Regions from separate parts of the Mus musculus genome. Here region 1 is linked to region 2. A link is a loop called in an ENCODE intact Hi-C map of the cell type or tissue named here. Cell type or tissue: left cerebral cortex. All regions are shown on one strand. Links, peaks and the distances in the headings refer to the core of each region. The heading gives the core; the rest is flanking DNA.

The links. A loop is a pair of places that touch in the nucleus more often than their neighbours do. Peaks named below come from ENCODE experiments on the same cell type or tissue, not always from the same donor. Only the 100,000 strongest peaks of a DNase experiment are listed, where the experiment ranks them.
Region 1: a loop joins it to region 2, with 2.4 times the contacts of the local background. A loop is called at or near these places in 4 of 42 quality-filtered maps.

Annotation. Positions count from the first base shown.
Region 1 is chrX:136,124,420-136,130,756 of GRCm38, forward strand. It overlaps a transcript of Nxf3 not described here. Among named protein-coding and RNA genes, the nearest start is that of Bex4, 11 kb to the right of the region's middle. In left cerebral cortex, for the core only: a CTCF peak has its summit at 3,442 (motif pointing left); DNase peaks (open chromatin) are centred at 2,928 and 3,448.
Region 2 is chrX:136,310,354-136,316,690 of GRCm38, forward strand. No RefSeq gene overlaps it. Among named protein-coding and RNA genes, the nearest start is that of Bex3, 43 kb to the left of the region's middle. In left cerebral cortex, for the core only: no CTCF peak of the experiment used is centred there; a DNase peak (open chromatin) is centred at 3,138.

The sequences.
Region 1 (6,337 bases), core at 440-5,439, 190 kb before region 2:
GGCTTTAGTTTTGGTTAGTCATATCTATTTAGAAATTCATCCATTTCATCTAGCCTTTCTAGCTTTATGGAGTATGTGTTTTTAAAGTATCTTTCATGCATGCAACAATAAAATCTTAGAAAAAGAAATTAGAATAAAGTCCCATTCATAATAGTTCCAAAAACTAAAGTATCTAACCAAGGAGAAAAAAAGAGTTCTAAAATCAAAAGTCAAAGACATTGTGAAAGGGATCGGAGAAGACACTAGACAATGGAGAACTCCATGCTTCCTGAATGGTGAAATATTGGGGGAAGTGGCTCTATAATATAATTAATGGACAGATGTGATACAATATCCATCAAATCCTGATGTCATATTCTATCAATGTAGGAAAAACAATATAGAAATTCATATGCAACCACAAATATCATAATTAACCAAAGCAAGTCAAAAAACACAGCTAAATATTTCACAGTACCTGATCTCAATTATACGATATAGCTTTAGTGATAAAGATAGCCTGGCACCGGGCAGTGGTGGCCCATGCCTGTATTCCCAGCACTTGGGAGGCAGAGGCTGACATATTTCTGAGTTCAAGGCCAGCCTGGTCTACAGAGTGAGTTTCAGGATAGCCAGGGCTATACAGAGAAATCCTGTCTCGAAAAAAAAAAAAAGACAGAAAGGAAGGAAGGAAGGAAAGAAAGAAAGAAAGAAAGAAAGAAAGAAAGAAAGAAAGAAAGAAAGAAAGAAAGAAAGAAAAAGATAGCCTGGCACTGGCATAAAAACAGATCAATAGAACAGAATAGAAGACCTAGAAATAAACCAACAAAGCTACAGCTTCAGCAAAGATAGTAAATGCATGGGTTGGAATAAAACAGGATATCCACTTACTTATAGAAGAATGACATTATTTCCATATCTTTTGCCTTATAGAAAGCAGTCTTAAATGGATTAAAGACCTTAATTCAAAACCTAAACTGTTGGAAATTCTAGAGCAGTAGCTGTCTACCTATGGATCACTCGTGATGCCTTTGGAGTGAATAACACTTTCACAAGGGTAGCATCTAAGTTATATACATTACAATACATAACACTGGCAAAATTACAGTTATGAAGTAGAAACGAAAATAACTTATGGTTGGAGGTCAACATAACATGAGGAACTGTATTAAAAGACTGCAACATTAGGAAGGGTGAGATCCACTGCTGTAAAGGAAAACATTAAGACTGTGGCAAAGGCACTGGGGTGGGCAAAAAAAATTTATCAGAACTTTTGTAGCACAGGAACTTACTCCAAGTATATAAATTGAAAAAGTTACTGGCTGGGTGATGGTAGTGCACTCCTTTAATCTCAGCACTTAGGAAGCAGAGGCAGGTAGATATCTGTGAGTTCCAGGACAGCCAGTTTTACAAATCAAGATCCAGGACAGCCAAGGGCTACACAGAGAAAAGTTTCTGTACAGTAAAGGAAATTATCAGCAGAGTAGGTAGACACAGTCCACAGAATGGCCTTCACCAGCTATATTTCTAATAAGTACTAATATCCAGAATTTAACAAAGAACTACAGAAATTAAACACCAAGTAAATAGAATTTCCAATAGACAAAAGGGCTAATGAGATGAACAGATAGTTGACAAAAGAAGAAATATAAGGGCTGGAGAGATGGCTCAGCGGATAAGAGCACTGACTGCTCTTCTGAAGGTTCTGAGTTCAAATCCTAGCAACAACATGGTGGCTCACAACCACCTGTGATGAGATCAGATGCCCTCTTTTGGTGTGTGTGAGGACAGCTACAGTGTACTTACTTATAATAATAAATAAATAAAAATCTTAAAACAAACAAACAAACAAAAAACGCTAACTGAAGCTGCACGAGTCATAGAAGTTGACTAAGATGTTGAAATTTGCCAGTCATAGGAATTAATTACTGCCAATTTACCTGTTTCCTTACCATTTTCTGAGGAGTAGGAAAAGCAGGGTGCGTGTGACAGCGCTTCCTGCGATTCTGACAACAATCATCCTCAGGTCACCTACAGGGACAGGCAGCTTTAGGTCGGTCAAGAAGGGTATATTTAGTCCAAATAATCAAATGTGCTTTCATAGCGTTTGAAATTTGTATGAGGATAAAATGTATTTGTAAAATGGAAAGGAGAAAATATGTTTGCCCAAACTGACAAAACATTAAGTTATTTGCCATGTTTTTATGAAAAAATTCACTCAGTTTCGTGGGGGAAAATGAAAAATGAGGGAAATGGAAAAATAAAATGAACTCTGTGTATGTGGGCCTGTATGTTTCTAATTCCTAGAACCCAATGGTTTGTTGTCGTTGTTGTTATTTGTTAAGTTTGTTTTTGAGGCAGGGTCTTACTCTGTAGTCCAGATTAGCTTTGAACTACTTATGTAGCCCATACCTGCCCTAAACTCGCATCAGTTGGGCCTGTGCCTCGTAAGTAATGCTATTACACCATACCCAGCCTTATCTTTTTCTTTCTTTCTTGGTTTTGTTGTTGTTGTTGTTGTTGTTGTTGTTGTTGTTGTTGTTGTTGTTTTTCGAGACAGACAGCCCGCTGGCTGTCCTGGAACTCACTTTGTAGACCAGGCTGGCCTCGAACTCAGAAATTCGCCTGCCTCTGCCTCCCAAGGGCTGGGATTAAAGGCGTGCGCCACCACTGCCCAGCTACCTTCCAATCTTATCTTTAGGAATGTGATAAAATGTGCCTGTTTATAGCCCAGGAAAACAATGGTGACAGAAACCCAAAGCCCTGGAGGTTTGGTCTCATTAAAGGCAGTAGGCAGAAGTTCCTCTTTTCTCCAGCTGTGGCCAAGTGCTCAGATACAGCTGCAGTCTTCACTTTGACCAAGAGATGGCATTCAAGCGGTGCCAGCTATATGTTTTAATTGCTAGGGTGGACATTTGCAGAGAAACAGATGCACTAACGGGGTTTATTGTGCTAATATTCTTATTTGGAAATGCCATACGTATATTAAATCTCTTATATTTGCTATCGACCTCAAATCTACCTGGCATTCTCTGATCTATCTTTTCTGCAGTCTGTGTAAATTAAGATACACACATTCCATAAAGATCAGGATATTCATTTTCCATCACCCTACCCTTGGTATGGGACTTTCTAGACCTTTCTTCACCCTGTCCTCTGTCACTTCTCTTCAGGATGCTATGGAACAGACATCCGGACCCCACTTTGGCACTCTGTCCCTCTGACACTCAGGGTCATTGGGCTACCCTATGCCTGCTTGTGACTGGCTGCCAAGTCGCATAAGAGCAACCTGGTGTTTCATAGTGTGTTTTTACAATATTCATCCATTCCTGTATTTTTTTAGACAGAATTAGAATCAGTTTGTATAAGCTAGTTTTAAATGTAGAGACTTAATCTCCTGCTCGTTATATAATATGCTTTCCAAGACACATTTGGTCTGGGGATGGAAGTCGCGCCACCTTGTGGTATAATTCTGCTCTGCAGCTTGAACGCCGATTGAGTGGGAAGGTAGAAAAGAGTGGCTGTTGCCAACCCATCTTCAGAGTTTTGAGGAAGCCTAGGTAGAATAGAGGACAGTCCTAGTGTACAGGAATAATGTGGGCCACCAGACAGAAAGACTGGCCTATCATCATGGACAGAAACTTTTACATGAAAGCAAATGTTTTATCCTTTGAAATTTCTGGGTTAAATACTGCCTGTTTTCCTTGTCTCCTTTCTGATTTCTCCTTTCTCCCCAATTCCACATTCCCTTCCCCTCTCCCCAACCCCCCGCCCTCTCCTCTTCTCCTGTCTCTTTCCTCTTCCTGCTCCTGTCCTCTTTTCTCCCCTCCCCTCTCCTCTCCTGACAGACTCTTCCTGTGCAGCCTACATAGATCTGGAATTCATTATGTAGCAAAGACTACATTGAATCACTCTGTCTCAGTGCTCTCTCAATAATGGAGTTTATATGTATACAGCACTATGACTGTCTAGAGCAATATATTTCTATAACGTTTTAAACTAATTTCAAGGAAACCTCACATTTATGTTTGTTGGCTGAGTGTTTCACTCTATGGATGTTCCAAAATTTATTCAGTATACTAGTAATAAAAGTTTAGTTCCTTAAGTAGTTTTGAGTGACAAAAACAGTGTATGTAATACTCTGCTGCTTACTAACACATATATTCAGATATATGCACATCTCTGCTAATGCAAAACACCCTGAGCCATTTTAACAGCATTTGTTGCATCATTGCACATTTGAAATGATTGATAAGCTGAGAGTGAAGAAATATTCTTGCATCCTGATTTTCATTATAGTGTGGTTTTGTTGTCTCCAAAATCTCTGCCTATGGAAGCGACACAGTAAATTTTAACAACATCATGTTGTTGGATGTATCCTGATATTCCCTGTCATAGGCTTTGTAGTGAGTGACATTTTCAGGGTGCATATGCTGCTAGAGGGCACAGTTTAAGACCAAGCTCATGTACCCATTTGTGACATGAGATGAGTGAGCCCTGTTTGAGCCTAGCAAACTGACTTAGAGAATTCTAATATTCTAAAAGAGCCGTCTGGTGTAAATATGTCTGTGTATGAGAGAACATGCTGGGGGTGAGGGAGGTGAGGACCACATTTCCCTCTGCTTCGTTCTTCCTTTTCAGTGCTTTTGTGTCCTGTGTGAGCCTAGAAAAAGGGCTTTACCAGTATCTCTCACACTGCCCTGAAAGTGAATTCGTGCAAACAAAACTGGTGGTACAAGGACATGCACCTATTTACCCTAGGGTAGGCACTGTCAAATTAACACTAAAGAAAGGTAGTGCCATTTGGACTCCTTGAAGACAAAGAGGGGTGGTACTAAATTCTGTCCAAACCCCACTCTCCTCCACTGCCATAGTTGAAAAGATGTGAAGTGGTGAAATGTAAAGTGGCTTTTATTTATTTGTTTATTTGCAAACGAGGAATGTAAAGTTAGCACCTGTGGTAGGAAGTGAAAATTATAATCACTACAGAAATTTGCATCAATATATAGTCAGCGGGGCTTCAGTATAGCTACCATCTGCAGCAATGGTTAGATATGGTGGAAGTCCAGGCCAGTATTATGTTTTATCATCTTTCATGTAATATAACTTGCAGACAATAAAATCTACCCATTTGAAAATACAATGGGGGGGGGGGCTGGAAAGATGGCTCAGCAGTTAAGAGCACTGACTGCTCTTCCAGAGGTCCTGAGTTCAATTCCCAGCAACCACATGGTGGCTCACAACCATCTGTAATGGGATCTGATGCCCTCTTCTGGTGTGTCTGAAGACAGCTACAGTGTACTTGTTTACAGTAATAAATAAATCTTTAAAAAAAAGAAAGAATGATAACAATAGGGTGATGAATAGTAATATACAGAGCAGGGCAACTGAGTTTTAGATGTTCCCATCATCCTCCAATATCCTATCCTCCCTTAGTCCAGTTAAATCCTAATTCCTTCTTTCAACCCAGCAACCACAAATATTCTTAGTGTCTTTAGAGTTGCCATTTCAGCCATTGCATATGAGTAGACTCACACAACATTAGTCTTCCTTTTTAGTTTATATTTTCAGACAGATTTCATGTAACCCAGGCTAGCTTTGAACTCACTATCTAGTTGTAGATGACCTTGAACTCCTTATCCTCCTGCCTTCACCTACTGCTGTCGTACTGGGGTTGCAAGTATATATACAAGGACACCCAGATTATTAGCTGCTTAAAATCAAACCCAGAGCTCGGGCAAACAGTTTATCAAGTGAGCTACACCCAGATCACAGCATTTAATCTTTTGCATCTGATTTCCTTCACTTCACCTGCTCATCACTGTTCGAGCATATCAATACTTCATCCCATTAATTGTGAAAACATACTCTTGTATCTTATTTAACAATGCATTCAATGGTAAACACATGGGTTGTTTCCAGTGTTGTGAATCATAATGATAATCCTACAGATATCAGTATATTTTTCTGTTTATTTTGAATATTATCCCAATTTTTAAAAGAAATTTTTATTTACTTTATGTATATAAATACACATTCGTTTTCTTCAGATGCTACTGGAGGGCATCAGATCCCATTACAGTGGTTGTGAGCCACCATGTGATTGCTGGGAGTTGAACTCAGGACCTCTGGAAGGGCAGCCTGTGCTCTTAACCACCAAGCCATCTCTCTATCCCCACCCAACAACTGTTTTTTAATATCAACTTAAGTAACCTGGGAAAAAGAAACCCCAACTGAAGAATTTCCCAGATCAGCTTTGGCCGGTGGCCATGTCTTTGAGAGATTGTTTTGACTGATGGTTGATGTGACCAGGCCAACTGTGGTGCTACCATTGCTATGCAATGTCTCCTCCAAAAAT
Region 2 (6,337 bases), core at 644-5,643:
TAGACTTTTCACCTAAAATTAGCATAATCTGGAGCCAGTCCTGTTGAGAGGCTGGGCATAAATTCTGTGACCTTTACGGAGGCTGGAATCTCTGTTATGACAGTTAGGAAGGTCTGGGGGTGGGTCCTGGATGCTGGAGCTCCTTAAGACCAGACCTGGAGGCTTTCCTGTCTTGATGGTTTCCAAAGTTTACAAAGTTAACAATTCGAGTCCAGGTCAGGGGAAGCCTTTCCTGCTCCTTAAGTAGAGTGAAGAGCCAACCGTTCTACTTCTCAAAATACGTTTGTTATTCTAGTACCCTGAGAGGTTGAGCAAAAATCTTACTTTTTTTCTTTATATGCAAGTTTCTTTGAAGTTTGGAAACTGAATATATGGACACTTGATAAAGGATGAGTATTATAGGAAAATGAAATATGAATTTCATATGAATTTAATCTTATATTTGAATGGTTTCATGTAGCTTTCCAATGCTACACACATCCAATGCATACTACATAGCATCAGGTCTAGACATTTTTAATATCTTAATCTCTTCACTTAGTAATACACCAAAGCTCATTTATAGTAATAGATAAAGGGAGACCGCCTGCTTTATTATACCTGTGTTCTAGTAGAGGATGTAGACCTAACTTGTATTGTTCAGTGACTCCCACACTGATGAAAATCTATATTATTTTTAGTCTTGTTCTGTTATGATTTATTTTACAAGGAAAGACCTTATACTTGTTTATGCCTTTTGATATCTGTGCATTGTGCTTTGGGGAGAGAAACTTAGAAGAAGGGTGGCTGGATCAGACATTAAAAGTCCTCTATCTCTTAGTGACAAGATTTGAATCTGAGACTCCAGGATACAGCAGTGAGAAGGAAATGGAAGTGGGGAGAGTAAATGGGTCCTTGGGTAAAGTGCTTGCCAGAAAAGCATGAGGACCTGAGGTCAGATCTCCAGAATTCATGTACAGTTGTATGAGACAGTACATGTCTATAATCCCAGAACTCCTCCAACCACACAAGCTGTGGTAACAAAATATTTCCCAGGAGCTCAGGAGACAGGTAGCTTAGCATGTGCCATAGCTAACAGGAGACAGTCCCAACAAGGTGAAAGCTGAGGACCACACCCGAGCTGTGGGGACTTCTGATCTAATGCTTTTGATCCCCTGTGACTTCTGCTCTCTCATTTTCTCGCTGTCTGGTATGCGTGAAGAGATTTCTCCTCACTGATCCTCAGTAACAAGAAATATCATAATGGAGTAAAGAGTAATAATGAAGCAGACAAGGTGAGAGACCAGGCCTGCGTTCTTGTTGTCATGACCGTGCACAGACCTCAGGACCCTGGGCGAGTTCTTCTAATTTGATGGCCTCAGACCTAGGACAAATGGGGTTCTCAGTATGGAAACAACAGAAGCACCCATGAATATGCACATGTCACCATAGTGGGCATGCATACATACACATGTATATCCTGCATCCATCCATGAGCGAGAAGGGAAAAATCGGAACATATTTTATACCTTGATTTTAAATCAGAAGGTGTTCCTCAACTCAGCATAATAGTTCATCGAAAGCAAAACCAGAAACAACAGAAAAGCAGAATAGTAACACTCTATAGGAAAATGCTCATATTAAATGTGACATATTGCCAGGCATGGTGGGGCATGCCTTTAATCCCAGCACTCAGGAGGCAGAGGCAGGCGGATTTCTGAGTTCGTGGCCAGCCTGGTCTACAGAGTGAGTTCCAGGACAGCCAGGGCTATACAAAGAAACCCTGTCTCGAAAAACAAACAAACAAACAAACAAACAAACAAACAAACACAAACAAAACAAAACAAATGTGACATATAAGTTACATTTGCATATGCACACCTACAACAGAATATGTCATAATGCTAATATCAGAGATCATAAGAATGTTAACCATTAATATGTTCAATTCTGCACATGACATACTGTGTGGTTTTTGCATGGGTGTGACCAACATACTTATCAGAAGTATCCAGGATGAAGAGTTTAATCTTATGATTAAATTCCACTATGGAGACAACTTTATGATCAAGTCCACTATAACATGACAGCAGGAATGTCTGCCAGAAGAGAGGTGTTCATCACATACCTACAGGAATCTCACAGGATAGAATAATATATTCCCACAGAAACATATGAAGTGAACTACTTTCTCTTACACATCTCTTTAAGTTTTCACAACTTTCCTAATGGAGCCTTTAGTCAGGTAACAAACATTTGAAACAAGAGCATGGTAGGAACAGCTCGTTTGCAAACCCAATCCTCTACTCAGGGAGTAAGCAGGGATGCCTTCTGCCAATTCAAGAGGTTCTGTTTGGGAAAATTCAGGAGAAACATAATGGAAAACTATGTTCTTTTAGTGGCCATGTATATGCATCAATAAGTGTAATTTTAAGACTTAGAAAAAGGGAGCATAAGTTATCAGTTACAATAACATAGGGCACCAAGGAAATTAGCAATCCGGCCCATGTGTGGAGGTCAGGGCACAACCCTTGGGAGTTGGTTCTCTCCTTTCTCCACAGCAGCAAATGCTTTACCTGCTAAACCATGATGTCGGCCCAATAACTCAGTCTCTCTGAGCAGTGCAAAGGACACGACTTTACCATCTTTGATGAAAGTTATGTATGAATATTAACCCACACTCATCCGAATAACTCAACATAATAGTAGCACTAGCAATAGAAATGTTACTAATATACAGTAGTATTGGTAGCTTGCTTGTTATCTAGCACTAAGTGATAAGATACACCAAAACTTCCTAAGGACGTATGAGAAGGAGGTATTGCTGCCTAACTTTAAATTTATATGGGAACTGATGCACCCAAAGGGATTTATCAGAATGGATTTGAACACAGTTTATGCTGCACCATAATAAATACCTCTGAGTCTCTCTGACAATCAAAGTCCCTATTGTCACCATTATAGCAAACAAACTTTCTGTAAACAAACATCTATTTGCCTTTCAGAAACTGAGCAGAATTCTCCCAATTGTCTGCATTCTCTTCTAGGAAGGTAGCCTGCAATAGAGTAAGCGTTTTACTTTTAGAGAAAGAGAGAGATGGGGTGGTTTGTGCAAGCAGTTTCAGAGTGGAGGACTAGGCTGCAGGCCGCTGTTGCCACAGTAACCTGACGTCATCAAGGTGACCAATAACAGTTTAGTTAGATCTGCAAGGGTTTTGCTTCTGCGAACATGTTTTGATTCCACAATTTGCTCAGAGATCTGCTAGTAAAATGCACCCTGGTACACCTATTCAAATGACTGATTTCTTTGGTTGCCTTAAGGAATTTTACTTTCAGGGACAGGCTAGGGCATGTAAAAGGGCCAGGTGGAAGTGTTATAAGTTTGTCTAACAATCCTAGCATCGATATTGCCCTAGAAACCTGATATCTTTATGGCTACCAAAATGTCTTTTAAATAATCTGGTTTGATGAGCATCGTTCTGCCTCTAAAAACATACTTTTCAGTTCTGTGCCCATTTCACTTTAAGGGACAATTCCTTAGGGTACCTAAACGGTGAAAGGTGCTTTGTTCTCAGAAACAGAAAAAGGCATAAAGAGGCGGGGTGGTGGAGGTGGGGGGGGAGGAGTGGGCACACGGAGGCATTTCCGGTTTCACCAAGACCTCCTGCATCCAGTTGCCATAGAAACCGGACTCCTTTCTGAAGTCCTTGCGAATGTTTTGACAACATGGTTTGACAAGGACCAAGAGGCCCTTATTTGAAGAATGGGCTCCCTCCTGCCTTCTCTCTGGATGCCCTGAGGTGGGCATCCTTGAGAGGTGGAAAGAAGCAGGGATCACTATTCTAGGTGAAGTCTTTACAGCTTTGAAACTAGGAGGCACAATGGCTCAAGAACAACAGAGATGCGGGATCCTGACCCTAAGTGCTGTCTTGGACTCACTTTCCATGTTGAGCAGGGTTTGAGAAAGAATAGGACATGGTAGAGGTCTCTGAGCCCAGCTTCTCCCTTTGTGAAATGGGGCAGAGCACTAGAGAGGGCAACCACAGGGTCACTGATGCTGTCTGTCAACACCAGCTTAAATAGTAGTGAGCCCAGTGTATATCTCACATGGATGTTAAAATACACATGTTTTAAATTAATAATGCTGTATAAATTGCCTTATTAAAATCATGCAGAGCTATTGTCTCTTAAGAAATGAATCTCAATATATAATCATTACTTCACAGGCATAACATTTTTGGTTGTGTAACTATCTTCAGTATCTCTCCTAAGATCCTGTCCCTAGATAAGTGTAATATTGGTGTTACCATTTGGTTCATTTTCCAGAAATATTATGATATGAAAGATAAAAGACAAAAATGTGAAGTATAATCACAAGAGTCTTTGTTAGGTGGAACTTTGGCGATTTGATTTGGATTATCTCATCTATAGATTTATGTTGAATTTTATCCTCTTGTTTCATAGACCAGTGGTTCCTACTTTACTTGTCTTGCAGGGTTGTAACTGAACCAAGGCCTTCAGCTTGCTTGGCAGACATTCTACACAGAGCTGTATTGCCTGCTCTGTTCAATTCCCCTCCTCCCACTTCAGTCAGGATCTCATTTGTGGAATTCCCCAGCCTCAGCTTCCAAATGCTGGGATTACAGGCTTGGGGCACCACACTTGCTCTCTTTGTTTACCTGTTGATGGAATTTTGTGTTGCTGTTCGTCAAACTGCTATGAGCATTTGGGAATGGTAGCAAAACAACATTGTGACATTACCACTTACATTCTAAGAAACTGCAAGTTCTGCTGGACCTCACCACTGAGTTAATAATACACCTTGAGGTCACTTAAGACTTAAGACAGCTATCCTGTTGTGTACTGAGTCTATTTGTTTAACCTACGTTTCAGAGCACAGTGCAACAACAAACCTTACTTACCTTGGACTTTTGCCATGCAGTCAACTTTTACAAGCTAAACCAATGCATAGCTGTAATCTTAAATCACATCTTTACAGTTCTGTGCCCCTGACCTAGATTAATGCATTGTTCACATATTATGCTAATAAATGCTAGAAATAACAAATATAGATGGAAAGCAAACTCACCACCTTACAAAATAAATGCCTGCCATGAATGTTGCAGACAACACACTGATATTATTGGATAGTATTAGTCTGCTCATGTGGGTCAACTGGAGTCAGTATCTAAAACCCTTGTTAAAAACCTCAAAGATTTCTGTAAAGTACCCCTCATTCCTTTCCCATGTGACTCTTTTTGATTTGTTCAATAGAAGAAAACAAATCCTTTTGTAGGGACACATAGTCACACAATCACACACACACACACACACACACACACACACACACACAGAGAGAGAGAGAGAGAGAGAGAGAGAGAGAGAGAGAGAGTGAGAGTGAGAGAGAGAGCACTCAGGTAACACAAGAATGACAAGACACAGGGAGAGAAGTGAAAACACTAAGCAGATGCACTTTAAAAAAATTTTTTTAAAAGGGAAACCCACGCATTATTAGGGACTCTGAGTTTATCATTGAGTTATTCAAAGGGATGCAGACAGTAAGTCTTTTCATGTAACCCTGCTTTTCCGCCCTCCTAGCTTCCTTTCCTGTGCTATCATAAAAACACTCTGACAGAATCATTTAGGACTCTTCACTGGACTCAGAATTCCGGCTTACTATCCGTCATGGCAGGGAAGTCCGATGTTGGGGTGGGGGTGGGAGTGGGCAGGAATCTGAAGCAGAAGTCACATCCACAGTTAAGGGCAGAGAGGGTAGGAACGCATGCACGCGTGGGCTCAGCTTCCTCTCTCCTTGTTTACACAGTCCAAGACCCAAACCCAGACAAGGAATGGTGCCACCTGACTTTAGGCTGGAACCTCCCATTCATGTGAACATGAAGACAGTCCCCCACAGGCAGGCTCACAGGTCAACCAAATTAGACAATCCCTTGTCAAGACTCCTAGATTGTGTCTAGTTGACAATAAAATCTAACCGTCATATCATCTATGTTAAATATTCATCGGGGTGACGACTAGATCATATTGTCAGTATAAAAATAAGGTGGTTAGAGCCGGGCGTGGTGGCGAACGCCTTTAATCCCAGCACTTGGGAGGCAGAGGCAGGCGGATTTCTGAGTTCAAGGCCTGCCTGGTCTACAGAGGTGAGTTTCAGGACAGCCAGGGCTACACAGAGAAACCCTGTCTCGAAAAACCAAAAGGGGAAAAAAAAAAGGTGGAACTCCTAATTTCCATGTGGTTATTCCAGCTTTCATTGAATTTCATCGCCTACAGCTGGCGGTGCTTGCAATAGTGTGCATTTTCATTTTGACCACTGTTATGGGAATGTGCTCGAATCTTA